2 separate regions of the Mus musculus genome follow, and region 1 is linked to region 2. Evidence: chromatin contacts called from ENCODE Hi-C data. All regions are on one chromosome and are shown on one strand. Each heading gives the region's core, a stretch centred on a gene start or an enhancer-like site at or near the end of the contact. The rest is flanking DNA. Distances are from core to core; before and after follow the strand shown.

Region 1 (4,946 bases), core at 1,112-3,611, 1.5 Mb after region 2:
AAGAGAGGCCCCTTGGTATTGCAAACTTTATATGCCCCAGTACAGGGAAATGCCAGGGCCAAGAATCAGGAGTGGGTGGGTAGGGGAGCAGGGCGGAGGGAGGGTATAGGGAACTTTTGGGATAGCATTTGAAATGTATAGAAAATATCTAATAATATATATATATAAAGTTTTCTGTCTAGACGTTTCAGTTCGAATGTGGGGCTAAATCAGAGACTACTCTATCAAATACTAACCCAAGGATGGTTTGTTGGGACTGCGAAACACTCAGTAACCATTTCTTCCCTCTTCCTCTTCATGACGAGGAAAACAGGTTATCTCAAAGTCACACAACCAGTTACTAAAGGCTAAATTCTAGTTTTGAACCGTCCTTCTACCATACAACATCCTTTCTTACCAAAATAAGTGACTAACGAGTGCAGAAAACATAAAGGACAATGTATATTGGCCTTTAAAAAATTGGGCCTTAAGTCCAATTGATATTGGTTGGCTATTTTCACAGGGTTTAGGCCACCATTGTACTAACATAACTTTCAGAGAGAACAGCAGTGTATATCAAAGGGTCTGTGACTAGGATGGTGTTTACATTTCTCCTTTGGTAGCTAGCATGCAGAGTAACTTCCTAGACCAAAGAGGTTAGCATGCTGAGGCTTTATGTAGGAACCAACTTAACTTCTTCATGTTCAATGAGTTGTGCAGGTATTGTCTTCAGCAATTCGGACTTGCTGTTGGTTTGTGGAGAGCAACTTATAGTTTTAGCAACAGCTTGGGTTGTTTGAGAGTTTGAGAGTCAGTGACTTGTTCAGTCATCCTCAGAGAAAGCTTTCACCTGTAGCAGATGGGAATAAAAACAGCGACACAGAGCCAGACATTCTGTAGAGAGCACTGGAATGCTCAGTCATAAATGGTATGTCTCCATCAAATCCCTTCCCTAAGGGCTCAGGGAACCCCATGGAGGAGGAGATGGGAAGAGTGTAAGAGCCAGAGGGAATGGAGGACAACCAAGAAACGAAGGCCCTTTAAATCAATGTGATCAACACATATTGAACTCAAAAAGACTGAGGCAGCATGCACAGGCCTGCACCGTGTGGGGCCCTAGAGCTGCAAGGAGAACTGGGCACATCCCATCCCTAATTCAGAACAATATCTGGTTGATAACCTCCTGCAAATGAAGATTTGTTTTCCTCCAAGGGAATCTCACTGGGGAAACAAACTACTCTTAAGAGTAGGCCGTGGGCCCAGCAGTTGATGGCCAACAGGAAATGAACTCAATAGCATCATTGGAGAGTCTTTGTCTTATAATGTTGTGCCAGGGCTCCTCCTCCTTCAATTTTTAACTTATGTTTTATTTTATTTTATTTTATTTTATTTTATTTTATTTTATTTTATTTATATATTTTCTTCTCTCTTTTTACCCTACTGCTCTTTGCATTTATTATTATGGTTTCCAGTTAAGTGTTTTTATGAGTGTGCAAATGGGTTTTCCATTTCTTGGGCCTTTTCTTGTCTCCCGTCGCCCCCCCCCGCCCCCCCCCCCCCGTTTGCTTTGCTCAATACCGATGTGTTAGTTTTTGTTGTCTTGTTTTATTTCATTGTTATAGAAGCCCATTTGTTTTCTAATGAGAGACAGAAACTGGGTGGATCTTGATGGGGTGGGGAGGAGCTAGGGGTACTTCAGTAAAGGAGGAGGAATTGCAATCAGGATATATTATGTGAAGAAGAAAATCTGTTTTCAATAAAAAGAAACAGCATGTGTCGGGGTAAATAGGATGAGTCCTATTTTCATTTATAGCAGGCATCCTCCCTATTATGAATGGGCTCAGAGGGATCGGCTTTAAGTACTTGTAATTCTGGAGCTTTCTTTAGGAAAGAGCCTGGTAGGACTTAACTTCTTACTCTCGCACAGGCACACCAGAGAGCATATAGATATGTGCCCAAGATTCCTCAAAGAATTGCTTGATCAGGTCAGACTTTAAAAGAACAAAAGGAACCTGCAGTTAAAAACAAACAAACAAAAAAACCAAAACCAAACAAACAAAAAGACTGTGTTCTAATCAGTAATTTACTTCAAAGCCAAGGGTGGTTTCAGCTCTCTACTCAAGGCCTCAGAAAACACAAAACAAGGAGGAAAAAGCACAAATCAGGCTAAGGAGCGGCAGTCTCTCACTTGGGAGGCCTTATTAATAGTTTGTCTGTCCTTTGTCCCCTTCCTAGCCCTGCTAGCCCCCGGGCTCCAAACTGTGATCTTAATCTGCAGCTAGAGGAACAGGGGGTTGGGGGAACTGAAAAGCCGCGGAACCAGAAGCGAAGGGAACGGAGCGGACATGGGGGAGTAAGAGACGCAGAGAACCGGTAGGCCTAGTTTCCAGGCCGCGGTCGCGGTTGCGAGAGGATGGAACCTCTGCGTGTCCTGGAGCTGTACAGTGGCATTGGTGGCATGCACCACGCGCTGCGAGGTGAGCGGACAGACAGCTTCTCTTGGATTCACTTGGGGCCGCAGGTTCCGGCTCTCGCGCCGCGGAGGGGCGGGGCGGCGGGGCGGTGGGGCGGGACCTGGTGCGGTCGACCTCGGTTGCCCTGGAAACCACTTTAGTGAGCCTCCCTGGTCCGCCCCTCCAGGCTGAGACTCCCCTACTCTGGCCCCAATCCTTGGAGCCTAAGCAGGCCGGCTCCCCATGGTACTGTTTGTGAGGCTGCATTCGTGTGCAGCCAAATGAACCTAAGTTGCTTCAGACAAAGTTAAGGCAAGGGCGAGCCCTTTGCCCAAAGCCAAGATCCAAATTCTAGACTGGCTGTCACTGGGCTTGGAGGAAGTCACGAAAGCGGGCGGGGGTGGGTTGGAGCAGGGGGATAACTGCAGTTCAAGATAGAAATGTACAAGTATTAGTGTGAAGGGGGAGAATTAAAAACAGTAATGTGCTTGACACACTGTAGCAGCTTAGAAATTAGTTTGCTGTCACTTAGGTTTGGAAGCTTCGTAATTTCTTTGGTCTCTACCCACTTTTGTGATAACTCAGAAATATTTACTTGGTGAACTCCATTGACCAGTACTGTATTTTAGGCACTTGGGATATGAAGTGACAGTGGGTGTGCGGGCGCGTGTTTGTGTGTGTGTGTGTGTGTCTGTGCACATGTGCAAGCACGTCTGTCCTGAAGTTGCTAAGACTAAGACAAATGCAAAAAGGAAACTTTGCTTCTCTTTTTATTAACTAGAGTAACAAGAAGCTAAGTGGAGCAAGATTTTTGTATTCCTTCACTCTTGAAAGTCCCTAAGTTCTAGCCTTTACTTTTACTTTTGCTTCTGTTGCCTCTCAGAGATTGCAAATTCAAACTTTTCTACGATAGCTTTTTTTTTTTTTTTAACCTGCCTTATGTTAGTTAATATATGACCTGTTAAGAAATACTTTCCCTGTTATCCAAAGTAACTTTCTGGTTACCGAAAGCTCCCTACATCTTCGGTTTGAGGTTTGCTTATAGAAGAGGTCTTAATCATATTAATTAATAACAATTAATATTTAATTATTAATCTTTTTTAGTGTTTGTATGTTAGATAAACTTTGGTTTTAAATTTATCTGTAAGGAAGTAGTACATCCTGGTGTTTTTCTTTATTTATGCAGCTAATAAAGATTAATAACAGTGACAGCTGGCTTTACCTTTTATTAAGGGCATCTACATGTCAGGACCTGTTCTGAGTCTGTAATAAGCTAGCTTGGTGGTAGAGCCAGAAGCCTAACCTAGATCTGTCTAGCAGATCTCTTAGCCACACTTCGTTACTACCATTGGTCCCATTCACTAACTTAGATGAAGAGCAGTAGTAAGAATATTGGCTGCTAATTTGTCCACTTCTAGATAATATTTGCAATGGAATATTTTATTGTTGTAAATGTGTGTATACACATATATACACACTATAAAATGTGTCATTTTGTGTTTCAGTGTACAGTTAATCAACAGCAAGTGTGCTTACGAAGTCATACAATTGTAAACATTATTAGTTTTCAAACATTTTCATCATCACAGACAGAAGCATTGCACCCACTTAAAAATATTTTAGCGCCTCTCTTCCTGAAGATATTAAAGCCTCTATTCTACTTTGGTCTTATCTCTTCTAGGTACCTCATAAGTAGAATAATCTGTTCTTTGATGTCTAGCTTAACAATTTACACAATGTTTACAAAGTTCATCTGTGCTGTAGAATGTGTCAATGCCTCATTCCTTTTTATGGCTGAATAATATATTGCTGTATAGATAACAGTATTGTCTATTTATTCATTGTTACTAGATAAAGATTTTCAACCTGCTTGCTATTGTGAATAATCTCTCTCTGAATATTGGCCTATAAGTATCTGTTTGGATTCTTGCTTTGTATTCTCTTGGGTATATGCTTAAGAATGGGCAAACTCTGAGAGTGCAGAGATGGCTCAGCTGTAAGGAGCACTGGCTGCTCTTCCAGAGTCCTGAGTTCAATTCCCAGCAACCACATGGTGGCTCACAACCATCTGTAATGGCATCTGATGCCCTCTTCTGGTGTGTCTGAAAACAGTAATAGTGTACTCATATACATAAAGTAAGAAAATAAATCATAAAAAATGGTCAAACTCCAAACATTTTCTGTTTCATTATCTTCTATAAAATGAGGACACAATAATATATCAAAAGGGAGTGGTAAGAGTATGCATTACAAAAAAACCAAAACCAAACAAACAAAAAAAAGCTGGGCGGTGGTGGCACAAGCTTTTAATCCCAGTACTCGGGAGGCAGAGGCAGGCGGATTTCTGAGTTCGAGGCCAGCCTGGTCTACAGAGTGAGTTCCAGGACAGCCAGAGCTACACAGAGAAACCCTGTCTCAAAAAAACGAAACAAAAAAAGAGTATGCATTAAATTAAATTAAAAAATATTTATAGGTCCAGGAGTGGGCCAGAGCACTTGTTCTTTAAGTCAGAGG
Region 2 (4,875 bases), core at 627-3,126:
CTTACCCTGAAAGGCTTCTGCAAACCACCTGAGAAGGATCACTCCCTGGCACCATCAGTCCACACTTACAAATGTCTGCACATTTCGGCAAACAATTTCCTACACTAACTCTTGAGTGTTCTATGAGCACAGATTCTGTTCTGGATCTCTGTAGCTAACTGGGTCTAATCTGAAGGACTGGTTTTCCCACTAGAAGAAATTAATCATGAGCACAGAGAACACAGTGATACAAGCACCTGTCTCTACATTTCAGCAGGAAAGATAAAGAAATTCTAAGATGGCTCTAGAAAAACCAAACAATTATGTAAAGGCAGGCACAGGGCACATGAAGGCTTCCATCATCTTCAATGACTGCCCTTTTCATCTCCCCAGCCCCATTCCAGTCTGAATACGGAATCCTCTAATGAACAGGGATAGCAGCAATAACCTACTATAAAGGGAGAACCAACACTCTGATCATTTTTATTGCTAAGGTGTGTGTGTGGGGGGGGGGGGGTTGATAAAAGGTAATATTGCGTAATTCATTTTTATTTACACAAATTTAATTGTGTAATCAATATATATTTAATTATATGTTGAAATTGTTCTTGACATAGTACTTTTACAATCATTAGAAAATGTTAAGTTGCTGAAAAATAGTGCATGACATTACTGAGAAACATCGCCGGGAGCTTCAGTTTGGACACTCCAAAGTCACTTAAAAGGGAGTATTTATCTGTGGTACTTGCATACACACACATGTGCCAGTGTGCTTGCATGTATTCATAAGCTTGAAAGGGGCTTTTTAAAAATCAGCGTTCAGAACAAGTGAATTAATGCCATTCAAAATGATTTCACGGTTTAAATCCACAAAACAAAGGACCTTAATAATGGCAAAGACTTGGTACCTTCATAAAAACAAAAGTAGTTTATAAATCATGCCCTACAAAATGAAACAAATGGGAACAAAATTTGGTCTTAATACTCAGAAACCATTCTGTTACAAGAAAGACGAAGACTTTATCATTGGACCCCTTTCTGTCTAGTAGTGACTCTTCTCAAGACAGCATTGCTTATTCTGCCTCGGAACAGGTTTTACAACTTCTAGGTAATTCATGACCTGTTCTAGAATAATTACGGCCACGTAACATCTTACACATAACCGAGAGCATTTAGATTTTTTTTTTCACGCCTACGGGGAGGAGGGGAAGCTGTGTGTATGTGTAAAAATTTCAGAAACCCGTGCACCTGAATACTCACTCATTCTAAGTCTTGACGAACAGAAATCAGAGCCAAGTCAGACAACGTGAAGGTGCATTGGCATAGACAAGAGGAAGGTAAACAGTGCAAAACTCCTGTTTCGTGTTAAACAAACGGAAAGTTTTGGGTTCTCGGGGAGACACTTTCTTGGGGCTAATCAGACCTAAAAGATGGTTCGCTGAGACCGGAAAGGCCCGCAAACAGATTGCAGGAATATGTTTTCACCTTGGTTGGCTAAAAGCTGCACACGCGTGGGATTCCTGGCCATCGGGTGCGTCCCCTGCCCGGGCTCCGGGTCCCCAGATCCGAGTTCTACCCCGAACCCTATCCAGATCTCAATCTGGACTTGCCAGCGCCGCGTCCACCCTCCCGCCGGCCTCACCTTGGTTACAAAAAAGGCTCCACAGTTTAGCGAAGATCAGCCCCATCATGAGCCCCGGACGGGACAGACTTCCTGGGCAGCACTCGGCGGCAGGTGCCGCGGCGCCCGCGGTGGAACCGAGGGGAAGCCGATCCGGAGCCGCGGAGCCTCAAGAGTCCAGCGAAGCTTTGGTCCTCCGCGGAGCCGGGAACCGCCGCAGACTCCTTTGTTCGCAGCGCGCTGAGCCCAGCCCCGACCCGTAGTCGCTCGGTCTGCGCCCACCTACCCTGCACAGCCTGGGCTGGCCACGAGCCCCGCCCCCGCCCCGCCTCCCCACCTACGCCCGGGACCACCCATCGCCGGAAGGTCGGCACGTGACGTCGGCGCGCTGACGTCAGCGGGCGCCTGGGACGTGGCGGGTCCTCCCTGTACACTTCCGGTGTGCGGATGGTGGGCGGGCTTGGCGTCTGCGGAGGCGGGGTGTGGCCGATCTGGGGATTTCCTCGGCGCGCGCTCCCTCTCCTGCCACTCTGAAGAAACGCGGACTGAGGTCCAGAGCAGCGGTCATCCCCGAGGCCTGGCCACCGCGTCCCTCGCTGCTGACCGCCTGAGGAACCTCAGCTGGCGCGGTCCTCTGACTGAAGCGGAGGAGTGGGTTTCCGTTCCTGTCCCAGTGTTGGGATTCTAGCGTGATTCTTAATTCTGAATGGAATTGATAGGGACGTGCGTGCTGGAATGCCTGTAGCCAGGGTCCAGTTAAGTTTCTAAAATCAAAGTGCCATCAGTTTGGCCAAGCGTTAGGTGTGGTAGTTAATCTCAAAATCCTTACCAGTTGAAACTGGAAACTTCATAGGCCAGACTAGTCCTTGAGGCCACCTGGCGGGCCCCACATAACCAGAGAAGAAGCCTGCCAGCCTGACCTTGTAACAAGGTAAACTGTCCCATGACCTATTCCAAATAAAACAAATGAGTATAGCTTAAGATGCCCTGCTAGTGGCCGGGCGTGGTGGCGCACACCTTTAATCCCAGCACTCGGGAGGCAGAAGCACGCGGATTTCTTGAATTCAAGGCCAGCCTGTTCTACAGAGTGAGTTCCAGGACAGCCAGGGCTACACAGAGAAACCCTGTCTCGAAAAACAAAACAAACAAAAAAAAGATGCCCTGCTAGTGCTACACTTCAAAGGACAGTGAAGACTTGAAAACTCGGGTACAAGATCACAACAACTTCTTGATACTAAACCATAGCTCCAGCCTCTCCTACAGAGGAAAAGTTGTACTGATCCTGTTCAAACATAGCTTTAATGATCATCCGTTGGACTACAAATTTGAATGAGTTTGTGGTTGCGCAAACTTATCATTTCTACTTTTGGCCTCATTATTAAAAAGCCGACTTAAGATTCTCTAACGCCCTTTTCAGGTTAGAATTTAGAAATTTGAAAGTTTTGCTAACCTGAAGGAAAAGAAACTTACTCTGACTGAAACAAATGATAGATGCTCACAAATACAGTTGAATATTGCCTAAACTAATAAATGCTGATGCATGTACTGATGTTAGGAAAAAATGGAACTTGTTTATACTGTACATGTGTATTGACTATATATGTATGTATATATATAATACATTATATATACATATATATGTAATGCTTGTCAGAAATGTAATGAAAATAGAAAAATCTGAGCATAAGCGTCTTAAATGTAGCTCAAAAACTAAATACTTTTTCTTTAAATATCCCTTTAAGGTTTTGTTGAGACTAATTTCAGTGTTGCCTTTGGTATACAAGAGGTAATATTGATGTGTATCATGGTGCCACTTGAAAATGAATATAGTTTGAGTTCATGAGATAAGAATAACTTCGTGAAAATATTATGAAATGACAACTTTCAGTGAAGTAGAATCCCATTAAAATGTCTCCAACAAAATATAAGTACTAAATTAGTATAAAATAAACTGAAGTTTCAAGGAAGTAAAATGTTAACTTACAAGGCCTAAAAAAAGGAAAATTATATAGATTAGGAGGAACCAATGTAAACTGACCAGGTGATACTTGGAAAAACTTGATATATTTGGCATTGAGTTCAACTTATTAATCAGTTAAGTTAGATCAGTTTGTACAGGCCTTGAAAAAAAGAGAGTTCAAGAAACTGTGTGTTCTGCCAGCTCAGGAAAAAAAGCCACTCTTCAAAAACATCAAACATTTTCATGTCAATTACAATTTTAATCCAGTTTGCTGATTTCCAGATGAACCAGGGTTGATTGAGTGCCCATACGGAAGTTCTTTTCTGCCATATGGTCGAAGAAATCAATATAATTTCATTCAGGAATATCCTATTAGACACTTTTAGATGCTGTAGATGATTAATTGTTGAAAACAATTTAATATCATTCTTGAAAGTAGAAAAGAATGTATTGATAAATTTCTGATGAAGTTGTTTTAAAATTCACAGAGGTTACACAATACCTTGAGCTTCATAATTTTTGCTAGACCAAAATATCTTTAAGTTTATGACTCTGCTCATATGTGAGCAGTGTGGCTTTTTTCTCTCCTCTGTACTTCTGGGATCACCATAGCAAGCCTCCCCAGAGTTTTCTCCAGTGAGTCTCCCAACAGGTGCTTGGAAGCTGTCACCTTGTGCTTATCATTTGGAGACATGCTTACTGTCTTCCTGGATCCAGGAAAGGCACAGTGGTTTGTAAAATACCCTTTGTAGGATGGTTTTGAAGCTGACCCATTTTGTGCGATGCTCATGGTCCTCTCCTCTTTATAAACAATGTACCCTGCCTTTTGTTACAATCTTGTACTTAGGGCGAGGCCTATTACACATTTATATAACCTCCCATTAAAAACCCGGAAATCTGCACTCCTCCCTTACATAGACGAGTTAACTCCTGATCTGTTTGAATTTGGGTCACTTAGTTCTTCCTTGCAGAGTGAAGACTCTTGACAACCATTCCTCCAACATGGGTATAAACATATCTTAACACGTAGTGAAGGTTGCCCTTTTCCTACACTCTTTAAGTCAGTTCATGTAATTTGTTTGGTCTGTAGTAACACTATAAAGTATGAAATATTATATCCACTTAATGGATCCGAAAAATGAAATATAAGAACTTTAATAATTTGCCCATGGCTGCAAGAACTGGAATATGAACCACAGCAGTCTAGATCTCTAGTAAAATTCTTAACAATTAAGAAGTTACTCACTCAACAACCTGATAAGCCCCATATTCTAAAGTTAAAAGCATTTTATTTTCAGAATCTTTACTGTTTTGT

Evidence for each region. Hi-C counts contacts between places; a loop is a spot of excess contacts on that map.
Region 1: a map of v-Abl transformed pro-B cells shows a loop between it and region 2 (4-fold over the local background). The contact joins the promoter of Trdmt1 here to the promoter of Arl5b in region 2. A Hi-C loop is called at or near these places in 2 of 37 maps with a recorded cell type or tissue (T-helper 17 cell and v-Abl transformed pro-B cells).

The regions. Positions count from the first base shown.
Region 1 is chr2:13,542,079-13,547,024 of GRCm38, reverse strand. Trdmt1 (tRNA aspartic acid methyltransferase 1) reads left to right here and starts at 2,361. Exons shown (of 11, transcript NM_010067.4): 1 at 2,361-2,456. The coding sequence starts at 2,393.
Region 2 is chr2:15,052,321-15,057,195 of GRCm38, reverse strand. It overlaps Arl5b (ADP-ribosylation factor-like 5B), which reads right to left and starts at 1,876. Exons shown (of 6, transcript NM_029466.5): 1 at 1,622-1,876. The coding sequence starts at 1,667. It also overlaps a transcript of Nsun6 not described here.